2 separate regions of the Mus musculus genome follow, and region 1 is linked to region 2. A link is a contact called in ENCODE Hi-C or POLR2A ChIA-PET data. All regions are on one chromosome and are shown on one strand. The core of a region is the stretch at or near the end of the contact, and the rest is flanking DNA. Distances in the headings are between cores, read along the strand shown.

What was found. A loop is a pair of places that touch in the nucleus more often than their neighbours do. ChIA-PET counts read pairs that join two places held with the same protein, here RNA polymerase II (POLR2A).
Region 1: a loop to region 2 is called in a map of left cerebral cortex, with 13 times the contacts of the local background. The contact joins the promoter of Tmem129 here to the promoter of Uvssa in region 2. A Hi-C loop is called at or near these places in 1 of 37 maps with a recorded cell type or tissue (left cerebral cortex). POLR2A ChIA-PET finds 5 or more read pairs at or near these places in 3 of 5 experiments (Patski and embryonic stem cell).

What each region holds. Positions count from the first base shown.
Region 1 is chr5:33,656,580-33,659,279 of GRCm38, reverse strand. Tmem129 (transmembrane protein 129) reads left to right here and starts at 1,303. Exons shown (of 4, transcript NM_026698.3): 1 at 1,303-1,657. The coding sequence starts at 1,453. It overlaps Tacc3 (transforming, acidic coiled-coil containing protein 3), which reads right to left and starts at 1,152. Exons shown (of 15, transcript NM_001040435.3): 1 at 553-1,152.
Region 2 is chr5:33,377,348-33,380,047 of GRCm38, reverse strand. Uvssa (UV stimulated scaffold protein A) reads right to left here and starts at 1,352. Exons shown (of 14, transcript NM_001081101.2): 1 at 1,046-1,352; 2 at 723-822. The coding sequence starts at 820.

The DNA.
Region 1 (2,700 bases), core at 54-2,553, 280 kb before region 2:
AATAGAGAAGGGAAACTTATCAGGACCATCTGGAGTTGGAAAGAAAGCGTTTCCAAGAGAAGCCATTTATTTTGAAGTTGTGGTCAGGCTGTACGGAAGGAGGACTTAGAGGCACAGACCCAGGAACAAGAAATATCCCTGGGTTCAGGAAGACAGACGACAGACAGAATAGTTTCGCAGAAAAGATGGAGTAAGAGACTTGGGGCGACGGATGTCCCTGGCTCTGAGACGCGATTCTCCTACACGACACGCTCGACCAGAACAGGAACCAGCACGGCCTCTTTGGAGGCCATCAACTGGGTCAGACCGAGATCACTGGCAGGCCGGCCTGCAAAGCCCAGCCCACGGGCAGGTTCCTGTCCTGCCTAGGAGGCTAGGTGCATCCCCTGAGTTTAGAACAGAGGAGGCTGGAGTGAGGGGTGGGTCCTCAACAAAGGGAGAGAGCGAAGCTGCGGAAGACAGGAACGGTAACTCAGCTCGCAGGAATCAAGTTCCGTGGGGCTGATCCCCACCCTGCGCCCGAGGGAAATAAAAAATCGCCGTTTCCCTTACCTGACTACGGTTGCCAAGCCCTGGGCCCGCGCGGACGCCCACCGCAAGGGAGGAGCGCCGTGCCCGCTTCGCGCTAAGAAAACGGAGCAGGAGAAACCCAGCCGAAGGAACCCCAACAAGGTCCGCTCTCGCAGTCCCGGAACGTCGTCCGCTACGCCCGCCCCAGATTCAAATACCGAAAGTTGGCGTTCCACAGCCAATCAGCGCGTTGGAGAAGAGGCTTCCGTAGAGCCACCTGTGGCCAATTGCAAGCCATACTGGTCCCGCCCTTCTTGCGCAGGGAGTTCCGCTTCCGGGACTGAGGGCACAGTGGGAGCGTTGGGGCGTATGGGAACTGTGGTCTAGCATCGGGGGCCGAGAGGGCTTGTTGGTAGCCAGTGACTGTGAGAGCCATCATGGCCCAGAAAATCTCATGGTCGGCCGCGAATGCGGTTGGAAACCAGTTCGCCCTGGCTCGGTTTTTCTCAGCTGTTAAATGGACCCAGTTGCAGTGTCTCCTCCGAGCTGTTTGTAAGGGAGAAGTTGAACCCTTACGGGGGGTGTCTGGGCGGCTCACAGCTTGTGGGTCAGCGTAGGGTCCGAGAACTCCCCACTCAGAATGCCGGGGGCGGCCTCGCGAGACTCTGACTCCCAGGGTGCCCTTCGGGTCAACCCAACAGGGAAATTGTCTCCCACAGTGCCCCGCGGGCAGCCTGAGGAGGGGACTCCATTTCCTAGAATGCTTTGCGGGTGCCTGGACAGGAGGCGCTCAGATTCGCAGGATGCCCCGCCAGTAGCCGGACTTGGACTCCGTTTCCCAGAGTGCCCCGCGGGCGATCTGACGGCGGTGGCTGCGGCAACAAACCAACTGTCCAGAACTGGACTCTCCTGCCTCTGCACGGCCCAGTGAGCGGTGGCGGGATGGACAGCCCTGAGGTGACCTTCACGTTGGCCTACCTGGTCTTCGCAGTGTGCTTCGTGTTCACGCCCAACGAGTTCTACTCGGCCGGGCTCACAGTGCAGAATCTGTTGTCGGGCTGGCTGGGCAGCGAGGACGCCGCCTTCGTACCTTACCACCTTCGCCGCACTTCCGCCACACTACTGTGTCACTCACTGCTGCCGTTAGGTGAGCCTCCTGTGTGCCGGCCGGTGGTTGGCGCTTAACCGGGCGCTTGGAGACTCCAAGGGTGAGGAACTGGAGCAGAAGCCGGTCAAGATCATGAACAAGCAAGCGGGATCTCTGCAGCCCTGGCTGTGAGCTGAGCGCTCTAGAGCACCATACGCTCTTCCAGTTGGGAGGCGGCGGCCCTGGCGCTGTCCTGCGAGTGGTGCTCGGGTGGGGCTAAGCTCCAGTCTTTGACATCACTGCGGCTGGAGTGCAGAATCGTTCAGCCTGCTTGCTATGTTGGACGATTTCTATAGGAAAGAGCTCCTGTTGATTTCATTACAACAGGGGTTGGAGAGATCCCAGGGGAAGGTGGGTGTAAGAAGAGCAGGCAGAGATGAAGACGGTCAAGGTTGGGAATGTTAATGGAGCGTTTCCTTTGCCGGGCTAGGTCTATGGCCCTGTCCAAGGCCATGGTATGTGGTGCCCCAAGTGCTAGTGGGACCTCGGAGAGGCCCATCTGTTGGCTGATTGGAGGAAAGGTTGGGGAAACTGCTGGAATATAGCAGTGATTGAAGTCTGGGATCCAGATGAAGGAGACCTTTGGAAGCTACAGGGACAGGGAAAGATAGATCTGGGAGAACACATGTCTGCTTGTCTGTCATACTTGCAGCTCTGGGCACAGGAATGATTGGTGTGAAGCAGCTGCTTAGGCTCCAGAGAGGCAGAGGCAGGTGTGGTAATAGAAACACTCAGATCTGTTTTGAGAAGAAGGAGGGTGGAGAGGACTCCTTTGGAGAACTGGAGATGGAGTTGGCATGGTCATGTAGTTTGGTTTGGAGACCTAGTTAGTACACTGCAAGGCATATCAAGAGTGTGGGGCTCTAAGGCAGGACTCCTGACCAAGGGCTGTCCAGTGGGCACTCCCATACCAGAACAAGGAACCCAAAGTTAATAAGCACAAGTCACTCAGGGAGGTCATATTGAGAGCAGACAGACGGTGGAGCTGTCTTCTGTTGCTACATAACAAGTTATTTTAACATGTAGTGAATTGGCTAGAAGTA
Region 2 (2,700 bases), core at 103-2,602:
ATTCACAGCCAGCCTTAGCTACATAGTAAAGAGGTTAACCTGGGCTACATGAGAATCTGTCAGAGAGAGAGAGAGAGAGAGAGAGAGAGAGAGAGAGAGAAGAAGAAGAAGAAGAAGGAGGAGGAGGAGGAGGAGGAGGAGGAGGAGGAGGAGGAGGGAGAGGAGGAGGAGAAGGAGAAATAATAATAATAATAATAATAATAATAATAATGATGATGATGATGATAATAATAGGTAGCTCAGTGGTACAGTTTGCTTGGGGACAGCATGCTTGGGGCTCCTGAGCATCCCTGGGGGTGGGGCGGGGGTGGGGAGGCCAGAGCCACTGACCCAATCATGAACTCTTTACTCCAACGGAAAAGAAGAGGATCTACTTTTACTGACATAGTGTGATAGCTTTATACCTTACAGAAATCGTCAGAGGCACCAAGTTCAGAGTTTGCGCGACATTCTGGACCCAGGTACACCAGGATTACAGCCCCAGAAATCCTTTAGTGGTTCCTGAGACAAGGCCTTACTATGTAGCCCAAGCTGCGGGGAACTCATGCTACTCCCAACTCTACCTCACAACAGGCAAATGCCACCATGCCCTGGTGATCAGATAATTCCTTCCTAGGTAGTGAATGCAGGAGGTGGCAGAGGTGTACAAGAGGGCAGAGGGTCCACAATCTCCACGGTGTGGGTGCTCAGGGGACATTGGCACATTTAGCCTCAATACATACTTGCAAATTTTCTTCAGTTCCTTCATTTTCTGAGCATTGAGTTGGGATTCTCCTGAAGTTGTGAGCTCCTCTATCAACTGTGAAAGTTTCTGATCCATATCTAGAAACAAGGGACGCGGAGATGCTGAGTTAACATACAATAAATACTTCACGGTCTTAGTTTTAAGTTTATGGGGGACTCCAAATACTGGGGATTACGGCAAAGGCCCTAGGGTGTCTCTGTAGGTTGTCTCCCAGGCGAAGAAGGCTAGCCACCACATTCCCACGGAAGGCCATCAAGCCCTTCGGTGATAATTAGCTAAGGTTTTAAAGATGAGACTAACTCCGGCAGTCTTCGGTCAGCTGTGTGGGTGACGTTACCGCGGGCTAAGGGGAAATGTCACTAAATTTTAAGCAAACTGGCCGCACAAGAAACTCGCTCTCTGCAAGCGACAGTCTCTGGACAACTGCGGGGGCGACTGATCCGACCCTGCGGGCCGAGAATCTGACCAGCCACGACCCTCAGTCCGCCGCACTCGCTGCCTCAGGAGACGTAGTACCAGCGTCCCTCAGCCCCGGTGACACGGCCCGCAGGATGCAGCAGCTTGTTTCGCCCACCCCTTCCGGTGTAGACAGAGCTCTCTCTGTTACAGGCCCCAGAGAGCAGCGGGCACACACTCGCGAAGACCCGCGGCGCAGGAGCGGAAGTCACCGCGACGCGCCCGCTCTGGTCCAGTCCCTTTCAGATGAGGCAGCCACCCGTCTCCGTCATTTGCCTGGAGCGGCTCCACAGCGCAGGCGCGAGGACGCGGCAACGCGGTGACGCAACGCTCCTCCAGGGGGCGGGGCAGATCGAGAAGAACTAAGCGCGAGAAAAAGGAGGCGGGAGGGCCCGGCAAGTTCTTAAAGGGGCGGTGGCTTTGGGTCAGGAGTATGAGACTGAGGTGCAGAAAGAAGTTTTGATCTGGGGATCAGTTCTCTGGCCACCAGGAGGCTCGCGGCCTATGTACAGCCTCTGTATATCTGCTAAGAAAGCTCAGAAGGGAATCTGGGCGCAAGTCCGGTTGGGAAGGGTCGGCCCGCCTCCCTGACCGGGTCAGTTGTCCACCCCAGGACAGGCTATGGTGGGAGGCACCGTTGCAAGGCTGCCCTGGGGTAGTGGTGGTTGCACTGATTGGATGTTTTAAAATGTCAGTTCAGTCTCAACGTAGATGATTGTAGAAGATATGTCAGCTCTCGGCTAGAGCTGCTTGCTCCCTTCCTACAGCTTCACAGTGTTCAGGACTCTGGCCTCTACCAACCTCACGCTGCTTCAGCCCAACTCTTGAACGCACAGACCCCGGATACTGCCGCCTTAGCCGGCTCACAACTCGCTCTGCCTTTCCGCTGTCAGCTCCTGCTTCGCTTAGCAAAGGAGAAGCATACACCGGTCTCCCTGTGTATCCGGTTTGGGGTTCGGGTCTGCACCCATAGAGCGGGCATTCAGCCAGTTTGTGTGTCCTGCAGGACGGTCTTGAGCTTCTGGACTAGACTGTTAAAAGCATGGTGTGCCTACTGTCCCACCCACTTACCTACCCTTCCCTGAATCCGGGTCAGTGAACAAAGTCAACTGGACTCCCCCGACACGTCCGTCCCCTCCCCCCCCCTCCCCCGTTCATTTGTGTTGTGTTCAATATGTGAGGATCTGGCAACTCAACTTGTGATGTTTGGAATCTGAGCTCTTCCCACCACCTCTTGGCAGGTCCCAGTCCTCATACACTCGTGAGATTGATCGTGGACTGTAGTTTCTCATTTTACATGCACAGATTGCCCCCACCCATCCCACCCCCAAAATTTAAAGAGAATGAAATGTCTTTAAGATATTATTACATTTTTTTTTATTGGGGGGTTAGAAGGTGGGACCCTCCCTAGTATGATCAGGACAATTTCTGAGAGGTGGTTCTCTCCACCATGTGGGTTCCACTACTCAAACGGAAGTTGCCAGGCTTAGCAGCTGTGT